Linked DNA regions of Homo sapiens: region 1 is linked to region 2. The links are chromatin loops, found by intact Hi-C in ENCODE. Cell type or tissue: endothelial cell of umbilical vein. All regions are shown on one strand. Region 1 holds the start of LOC107984790 (a long non-coding RNA gene). Region 2 overlaps LRRC28 (leucine rich repeat containing 28).

The links. Hi-C counts contacts between places; a loop is a spot of excess contacts. Peaks named below come from ENCODE experiments on the same cell type or tissue, not always from the same donor. Only the 100,000 strongest peaks of a DNase experiment are listed, where the experiment ranks them.
Region 1: a loop joins it to region 2, with 1.8 times the contacts of the local background. A loop is called at or near these places in 1 of 110 quality-filtered maps.

What each region holds. Positions count from the first base shown.
Region 1 is chr15:99,484,039-99,489,038 of GRCh38, forward strand. It overlaps LOC107984790 (a long non-coding RNA gene), which reads left to right and starts at 2,680. Exons shown (of 3, transcript XR_001751711.2): 1 at 2,680-2,831. RefSeq lists a silencer at 2,591-2,640. In endothelial cell of umbilical vein, no CTCF peak of the experiment used is centred here; a DNase peak (open chromatin) is centred at 2,563; H3K4me3 peaks cover 782 bases.
Region 2 is chr15:99,341,091-99,346,090 of GRCh38, forward strand. All of the region lies in intron 6 of LRRC28 (leucine rich repeat containing 28), which reads left to right. Among named protein-coding and RNA genes, the nearest start is that of LINC02244, 59 kb to the right of the region's middle. In endothelial cell of umbilical vein, a CTCF peak has its summit at 2,935; DNase peaks (open chromatin) are centred at 3,021 and 3,111; H3K27ac peaks cover 920 bases.

The DNA.
Region 1 (5,000 bases), 140 kb after region 2:
AGCCTGCTTTCCTGCAAGGTAACAATTGCCTGTTGTTCAAGAGCAGCTGCCCACTGCCCCCCGGCCCCATGAAGGCTGAGGGCTGTCTAGTCCGGGGGTCCCTGCAGGCATTTTGGATTGGCTTCCATACCTGCCTCTCAGCTGAGGCCAGCTGAGCACACACAAAAGTAGACTCTGAAGATGGCCCGAGTTCCAGCCTCACCTCTGCCACGTATGAGTCATGTGACGTTGGACAAATCCCTCATCCTCATGGGGCCCTAACTTTCTCATTTGTAATGGGGGGTAATAGCAGTATTTACCTCAAGAAATAAGAGCTGTGAAGATTAAATTAATTAGAACAGTGCCTGGCACACAAGAATCACTAAAATAAGCTTAGCTCTCATTGCTTGACGTTTCCATAAACACTCAAGTGTCTGTCTAGAATGGCACCATAATTCCTGCCTCACGGGCCACAGAGTGTCTCTAGGGGCACAGATGAGCCCAGCTACCTGGGGGGTCCTTGCTGGGTGAGGGAGGGTCTCTGTGGTCCACCCTAGGCCTTGGAAGTGGATTTCCGTAGCTGCAGCACTGGGGCACACACGCAAGGGTATAGATTTGAACTCAAGAAATGGAAAGAGGCCAGGCGCAGTGGCTCATGCTTGTAATCCCTGCACTTTGGGAGGCCAAGGCTGGTGGATCATTTGAGGTCAGGGGTTTGAGACCAACCTGGCCAAAATGGTGAAACCCCGTCTCTACTAAAAATAAAAATAAAATTAAAAAATAAAAAAAAATTTAGCCAGGTGTGGTGACAGGCACCTGTAGTCTCAGCTACTGGGGAGGCTGAGGCAGGAGAACTACTTAAGCCCAGGAGGCAGAGGTTGCAGTGAGACAAGATAGCGCCACCGCACTCCAGCCTAGGTGACACAGTGAGACTCTGTCTCAAAAAAAAAAAAAGAAAGAAAAGAAAAAGAAAAAAGAAATGGAATGAATATTTATTCTTTGTCCTCACTTTTCAAAGAGTTAAAAGATGAAGCTAACTAAAGTAGAGATGTTGGCTGACATTCATACTCAAAGCCTCGTAAGAAGGGCCCAGGGCTTCCCTAATGACATACTTTAATGGCGTGAGGATTTTTTAAATGGACCCCAAAATAAGGCAAAAATAAACACAAAAAAGCCTCCAGCAGGGAGGCACGAAGCCTGAAAGGCAAATGGCATCCCTTCCTGCCCTCCTCAGCTCACGAGGCAGCTTCTTCCTGCCTTCTGAGTACAGGCGACTGACCTGCACACAGAGCACCTGGAGCCTTCTGACCTTCATGAAAGACTCTTGTGTCTGACCACCCCTCATCCTGGGAATATCCCACAGCCTCTAGGGGCTGCCTGCATCCCTGGGGACTCAGAGTGTCCATGGTGGACCTGAGGCCACAGCTGAGATTGTTGGTGGGGACATTCCTAGGGAGGGGTCTGTGCAGTGTGGGTGGCACATTAAGCAGGCAGCCAGAGGAGCACAAGGGTCGTGAAAAGAAAGGGGTGTTTTGGGGGCAGGAACAAATCTCCCCACCCTAGAGAGACGGAGCCCAGCCTGCGTTTGAACTGCATGCACTGTCTCCTCTGTATTTTACAGGAAAAGGCCATCCGTCAAGATTCAGCTGAATGAGTTCTTCCGATTCAGCCTCTTGTTCCTCCAGCTGTGCCAGCTTCTGCTTTGCAGGTCTTGCCAGGGTGAGAGGGTGTGAGTGTAGATCTACCAGCGCCCCAAAGACCTTGGAGCATGTTCTATAGGCTCCAAAGCCACCTCTGAGCAGGAATGGAGGGGAAGGCTGGGACCCTGAGGTGAGAGGAAGCAGTTAAGTCAACAAGCAAGATAAAAGGTGGAGCGGGGGCAGGGGTGGAAGACCAGAGAGGAAGGAAGTGCTGGGAGGAGAGGTGCCGTTTTTGTCCTTGCCATTTCAAGGATGGCAGGGAAGAGAAGGAGAAGAGAAGAGAAGAAGTTTTGCAGAGACTATGACGGGTGCCACGTCTAAGATCTTTAGGGGAAATGCCAGTGAAGAGTGGAATCCATTTCCGATTGCTGAACTGTGCTATGATATTTTGAATCCAGCACTGCCCCAGGCCTGAGCTGCAGGAGCCCACAGCTTCTATGGGACTACCGAGGGCTGGGGTGGAGTGAGGGGTGAGGGCAGAGACACTCCATGAAAAAGGGATCTGTCCAGCAAGGACCGATGAGATGGAGAGACTCAAAATAACCAAGCCTGGTCCTGCCTTCAAGGAGCTCACGTCTGGCAGAGGCGAGAGAAATGTTGGAGAAACAGATGTGAATCCCACAGATTCCCCGAGCGTGCAAATCCCTGGCACCACCCAGTCAGCCCCTTGCAGTTTCCCCAGGCGGGCAGCAGACACGCAGCCCACGTCTCTGAGGGCTGGCTGCGTGAGTGAACTGCCTTGAGGTCGCCTGGGCTCCCACGGACCCCGCCTTCGCCCTCTGTCCTCTTTGTGTGTTTCGTGACAGGAGGGACGTGCGACGTCCACATATTTTTCCTGGAGCAGGAGAGGGGTGGAGTCGGGGGAGGAAGGAGGTGGGGGCGGGAGAAGCAGGGGGCGGTACCCAGTGGTCTAAGCAGCCTGGGGGGCGGGTGGCTTGCCAGGGCGCTGGGCATGGCTGTCGGCAGGGACTGCAACATGTGCGTGTGGCACCCTGCCCAGGGGAGAAATCCGAAACAGCTTTCTACACGGAGCTGCTGCTCCTGCGTGCGGGCCCCACCCAGCTCAGAGCCAAACAGCTTAGGGAGCCAAGGGATGCCTTGAACCTTGCAGGGGACAGGAAGGAATCTCTCGGGCCAGGGTATTTGTAGCAGGTATAAAATTTATAATTAATATTCAGATGCTCAGAAATGTTAACTTTATTTTCTACCATTGAACTCCATTTGTTGGAGAGCCCCATTTCTGTTCAGTAGTGGAAAAATACAAACCTCGTCCATCCTGGAGAACGCAGTCACATCGAGTTTGCCGTTTAGTCCATTCCGGGGGTGAATTCAGTCTCTGGGAAGGGCTCAGTCTTCCCAGGAGGCATGTGAGAGCTTGGGAGCTCCATGTACAATCTTAGGAGGGGGCTGGGCCCTCTGGCTGGCAGGAAGTAAGCACCCTCCATTCTGGGATCCCCTAACCTGCTGGGGTCCCCATCCTTCCTCCTCCGGTGACAGAGGAGGGCGCTCACTCAGGCCTCAATTCTTTTACTCCACCCTCTCTCTTCATGCTCTTCTTCCAGCCCAGGAAAATGGGATGTACTGCATTCCTGTGTGGCAGGAAATTGCCCACATATTCTATCCTGCTCCTTTCCCATTCTAGAGCTGAAAAGCAAAACTCTCCACTCTTCTGCAGAACATGAAATAGTCTAATTCACAGCAGCAGAAAGGGGAATGAATGGCAGGGGCCAGGGGCAGGGGAGAGGGAAAAGGGGAGTGAGTGCTGAGTGGGGACAGAGTTTCAGTTTGGGAGATGAAGAAGTTCTAGAGATGGATGGTGGTGATGGTTGCACAACAATGTGAATATATGTAATGCCCTTGAATTGTACACTTACAAAATGGCTTGCGCCTGTCGTCTGGGCTACCCAGGTGGCTAAAGTGGGAGGATCTCTTGAGGCGTGGAGTCGGAGGCTGCAGTGAGCTATGATCAGACCTGTGAATAGTCACTAGACGCCAGTGGAGTTCAGTGTCTCTGGGAGAAACATAGCGAGACCCTGTCTTTAAAAAATAAATAAATAAATAAAATAAACATAAAAAATAATTAAAAAAAAATTTTTTTTAATTAAAAAAAAAATGGGGGTGGTTGCTCACGCCTGTAATCCCAGCACTTTGGGAGGCCGAGGTGGACGGATCGCCTGAGGTCAGTAGTTCAAGACCAGCCTGGCTAACACAGTGAAACCCCATGTCTACTAAAAATACAAAAAATTACCCGGGCGTGGTGGCGGGCGCCTGTAATCCCAGCTACTTGGGAAGCTGAGCCAGGAGAATTGCTTGAACCAGGGAGGAGGAGGTTGCAGTGAGCAAGAGTCAAAAAAAAAGGTTGAAATGATACATTTTATGTTATGTGTATTTTACTACAAAAAAACAAAGCTCATGTCCAGTCTCTTCGGCTTTGGTGCCTGATAGGTTAAAGAATGCTTCTGGAATTTACAAGACTTCTTCCTCTCAAGTACTTGGCTCTTAGAATTGAAAGACTCACTCTTGTTTCTGAAATGGGTTTCAGGAGCTTATCCGGGATGTCAAGAAGGAATGTTGTCACTTTCTCTTTGTAATCCAGCTATAATAATCTCAATCCTCCCCTAGCAAAACTGGGGGGAAGGTCACTGACAAGGAAGCATGAAAAAAAGAAAAATAATTAATTAGTCTTAAGTGTTATCTCCTATTTTCAACAACCATGCATTAGAAGTGCTGGATTTGTCAAGAGATTGGAGTTTCATCTGTTTCTAGGACTGCTTGAGGTATCGAAGTTTACATTTAAGGGTCTCATTGTGATTAGTTTTAAGAATACAGAGAGACAGCCATAAAAAAGGAATGAAATAATGGCCTTCACAGCAACCTGGATGGAATTGGAGACCATTATCCTAAGTGAAGTAACTCAGGACGTTCTCACTCCTAAGTGGGAGCTAAGCTATGAGGATGCAAAGGTATAAGAATGGCACAATGGACTTTGGGGACTCGGGTGAAAGGGTGGGAGGGGGTGAGGGATAAAAGGCTACATATTGGGTACAGTGTGCACTGCTCAGGTGATGGCTGCACCCAAATCTCAGAAATCACCGCTGAAGAACTTACTCATGTGACCAAACACCATCTGTTCCCCAAAAACCTATTGAAATTACATAAATAAATAAATAAATAGGTACTTGGAGGCAACAAAAAGAATACAGAGAGGGGTAAGGGGTCTGGTGGGCAAAGTGGCGGCAAATCTATTCATTTATGTACTTACAGCACCTCAGCAAGGCACCTGCTATCTTCTAGTGTGTATTTATTCCCTTCTGCTGCTGT
Region 2 (5,000 bases):
TTTTTTTTTTTTTTTTTTGAGATGGAGTCTCGCTCTGTCACCCAGGCTGGAGTGCAGTGGCGTGATCTGGGCTCACTACAACCTCCACCTCCCGGGTTCAAGTGATTCTCCTGCCTCAGCCTCCCGAGTAGCTGGGATTATAGGCGCACACTGCCATGGATGGCTAATTTTTGTATTTTTAATAGAGATGGGGATTTCACCGTGTTGGCCAGGCTGGTCTCGAACTCCTGACCTCAGCTGATCCACCTGGCTCAGCCTCCCAAAGTGCTGGGATTACAGGCGTGAGCCACCGCGCCCGGCCTGTTCTGCTGTCTTCTGACAGTGCTTTGTTTTTCTTTCATTGCATAAGGGTTTTGCTCTTGTGTTAGGTTTTCCTAGGAAGCTAACAGGATTATTTCATGTGGCTTCTGCAGCACCTGCCAGATGTTGACTTACTATGCTAATGTATGAAGAGAAAAGTGCACCTAGATTAGGTGAGCTTTAAATGAACAAATTTGTATTTTTCTCTAAGTTTTGGAGTAGGATTTAGGGGGTGGGACATGATTAATGTGAAGAAAGTGAGCCCTGTTCTCCCAAATATCAATTAAGAGAAAAAGAAATGTTCATTCTTAGGGCACAATGTGAAGTTTAGAAAAATAGCAGTATGAGGGCTAGCACCATGAGCAGAATGTTTACCAGGAGAGTTTTTTGTTGTTCTCGTTCTAGAACTCACAGCTTTTTAAATAGTGACAAAAATGTGCAGTACTAGTGAAGTCTGGAAGATGTTATGAATTGACTTAAAAGCAAGAATCTGGAGTCTCCATCAGTCATAGCTTTCAGTAAAGTTCTTAAGTTCCAAACAAACCAGAAAAACAGGAACATAGTGCAGCTGAGCAAGCAGTTCAAGGCACAATGCAGTGAAGACATTTTGCTCTTCATACAAGCAGCCATGGCAGTGTTGTATTTTCCAAGTCCATACTGGACAGTCAGCCTGTTTCCTTCTCTAGGATCTTCTCTGAAGGAATTCTTGGTATTTCTGCCATAAATCTGTAAATTAGAACTAGCCTACCAGTTTTCTAGACCTTTAAAGCAAGCAAAGAGAAACTTTTTTCCTCACTTATCTCTTTGGCAATGTCTGCTTCAAGACCCCACTCTGATACTACACCTGGATGCCTTGGGCAAGAACCAGCTCTCTCACCCTTAGCCCCCGGGGAATCCTGCTAGGTAGTACCACTCCCTGGCCTGCATGGGAGTGCCCTGCTTGTATCAGAATGATGTGTTGGGGGAGGCTGTCTAACTTCCGTCATGGTGAAACAGGCAGATGCGCCTTTCAATCCCAGCTCTACCACTTGATAGCTGTGGAATCTTGGACTTCGGAAGGTTATTGAAGTCTCAGTAAAAGGGTAATATTAGCACCTACTTCATAGCACGATTGTGAGAATAAGATCCATAAAACACATATCACTTACAAATACCACATAAGTATACAGTCAATATGAACTGTTTTACTCTGTAACTAGACTGTAAGGAAGTGTAGGAACTGTGTGTCTTCATGTTTGGACCCCAAGCATTGAGCACAGTGCCCAGCCCATTCCTTGTGATCTTTTTGTTACCTGAACTGTGCAAGAGAAATAGAGATTCTGCAGCATGAATATTTAAACCCACAGCAAAGGAAGCCTGCAGTCATTCAAATTCATTAAAATCTATTTATTTTAATTTAACAGTTGATGATCTACCATGTGTAAAGTTATCTTATTAAATTATAATTCACTGTGAAGTCTTATTTTGTAAAAGGTGAATAGAAAGACAGTGACTTTGTAAGAGAGTTAATGGAGTCTGTGTGTTTGTGTGTATTTAAAGAAGCTAGCACTTAAAAATTTATTACTCTGAGAAAGTGGTTGAAGGGTTCTCTTTGTAAAAAGCATCATGTAGGTAATTTAAATTCATTTTAAGAATTATTTTGGAATACACTGTAAATTATTCTGAATTTATTACTAAGAAGCCCACATTTTATAGTATTTAAAGCATTGTAATTATGACTAATAATATCTCTGATTTATTGAACTATGATAATTGGTTTAACATTGATAGAGCATTCCAAATAATTTATTTTGATTGATTGCTTTGATGTTGTTGTTTCTTTTGCCCCATCATTTTGTTGATGAGAATATACCATTCACCTTTTGATAAAATAAATGAATTTCATACTGGTCAGCATGAAGTAAACACAGATCCTGTTCTGTCCTCTCCTGTGCTGTCATTCCATGCTTGCTTTTACAGTATGGTTAAAAGGGCAGTAGCCTGAATACACAGGAGCTTTTTGTTCCATTTTCAGCCATGTGGACTGTGTATGCCAGAGCCTTGAGGTTATAAGCAAACAAACAAACAGAATTGGAGCTTGTGCAGGACTCCTAGATTTTGCTAATTTCTAAGTCAGAAACTTTGATCTGTGAGTTTGGAAGAAAAAAAGGAAATATTTTGGACACAATACAGTACTTTAAAAAGCCACATGAAAAAGTTCTTTGTGGCTGTAGCATCTGTACGACGGACAGCTTCCTTGCGTTATAGATTTTACATACTGAGCAATTTTGCACAGGAACTTTAAAAATATTATTGCGTGATGTATCTATTGTAAGGTATCGGTGCATTAATAGTAATTAAAGGAAGAAAACAAACCGCCCCAGTGGTTAGTACACGAGTGATCTCTTCCAAAGTTAATTATTGAGTGAAGGGTTTTTTATCTTAAGAATATAAGAAACATCTCAAAGCCTTTTCATGAAGTACACGTTCGTATTTCAGCCTCATAATGATTACGAATGCCATTCCATTGTGCTTGGGGGTTTTTGCCAGCCGACTGCCTTCTGGCCAGGTTCACGCTCTCAAGAGGCCATCACAGCATCGCCTTTACAGCCTGTGACCTTGCCCGGCGCTGCGGTGTCCTGGCCTCCCCACCAGGCTGTGCTGTGCCAACTAAAACAGCAGAGCTGCCTGGTTCTCTTCATCATCCTGCTGGTTCTCTTCATCATCCCACACTGTTTTGTGATCTCCTCTTTGTATTCAGAAGCAAGAGGTAAAAGACTAAGATGTATCGAGTACCAATTATTTTGCCAGGAATAAAGCTGGGCACTATATACGTTGTTTAATCTTCATAACAGGTCTGTGAGAAAGGTACTCTTATCCCCTTGTTGCACTGGAGGAAGCAGGCTCAGAACATTTCATTTCCCTTCATGTCAGGAAGCAGTTAGTAAGTGAGGAAGCAGGATTCAGACTCAGTTCTGACTCCATCACCCACTGCATTGTCTAATTTCAGTACTGCCACTCCCCACTCTATATCAGATTGTGTATTTGGAAAGTTTAAGTGTCTGTATTACATACTCATGTCCATGAGGCATTATGCTGGCTAATGTATAATACATCTGAACAGAGCAGATACTGATTTTCTTTCAGCTTTAACATAAAATAGTCTATTTCATGGTGGGCATATATAAAAAACTACCTTCCTCAGAATAGCCAGGAGGTGCAAACTGAATTATGTGGAATATTGAAAAGCTAAGACAAGATCTGAACCTAATAGCATTTTTAAATTATCAACTCATTTTTTCCTATAAAATTAACATAGGGAAAGAAGACTAAACTATGTAAGAAGTAGCAAGTGTCAGCTCTTATTTAACTGTATTGTATGATCTTTGCATGTCACCTCATTTAATTTGCATAAGCTCTTTTTGCAGTATAGAGAAAAGAGGTGCTTCCTCTGTCATGTCCCATTTTGTGCCCTTGGTTTGAGGGGATGAATCATTGTCTCTAGAGGCCGCTGCCTCCAACTCTTCTCTGTGCAATTAAAGTATAGAAAAGTGTTACTACCATTTGCTGCATGCCAAAGAGAATTCTCTCTTAACTGGCCTTCTTCTACTGTAGGCCGTACTTCCAAATATGTCACTTACTAATAATGAGAACAGTAACTGCCATATATTGGAGAAGGTTATGTGCCAAGAATGCTATTTGATAATTTGTAAACCTTGTTAGCAATTCTCACTAAACCTGAGGACAGCTTTATTTTCCCCATTATACAGATGAGGAAACTAAGCCGCACATTTAGTAAATAGAACAAGGATTCAAACCCCAGTTGTCGGACTCCAAGACTGTGCTCCTGCTCTCTTAACTAGTATGCCACACCCCTTACCATTGCATATACCCAGGTAAAGAGTATTTTCTGCTTTCTGTGAGCCCCCTAGGGGCTCTGAAAGACAAATCTGAGACCAGAGATCATTTGCATTTTATCAACGCAGTTTTATTTTGAAAAAATATTCCAAAGTGTTCTATGTACCTTTGAAGTCTTCTATTTGTGGCTATAGGACTTGTTGAGCACCTTTTCATCTACCTGTTGGCCTTTCATATATGTTCTTTGGAAAAATGTCTGTTTAGATGCTTTGCCCATATTTCAATCGATTGTTTTTCTTCTATTGAGTTGTAAGAGTTCTTTATGTATACCAGAGAAGTAGTGAAGAAATTTAAAATAGGAAATCTTAGTGCCTTGTTGAGGCCTTTTTTATGCAAGTGGATTCTGGTATTTATAGTTTTCCCATCTATATTTTATAAATGTATTGCCTTTTATACCAATAGATATGTCCATGCATGTTTACTTAAGTTAACAGTATGCAATATTTTGGTAATTCTCTAGGCTGATGCTTAAAAAACATATTGTATGGTGATTTAAATATCACAATTTTTTTAAACATTCAGTGACCTTGCAACCGATAAGATTGAGGGACCAGGTACTGTTACACCATTTAACATATGAGCAAACAGAAGCTCTGCTCACATGCCTTGTAAGTGAATAGTCAGACACATGAGTCCTCTTATCCCCACAGTGTGCAAATTATTCTCTTCAGTGACTTACTTCTAGGTTAACGCCTCTCTTTTTATTTTTTTTTTAGCAGGGTCTCGCTCTGTTGCCCAGGCTGGAGTGCAGTGGTGTAGTCATGGCTCACTGCAGCCTTGAAGTACTGGGCTCAAGTGATCCT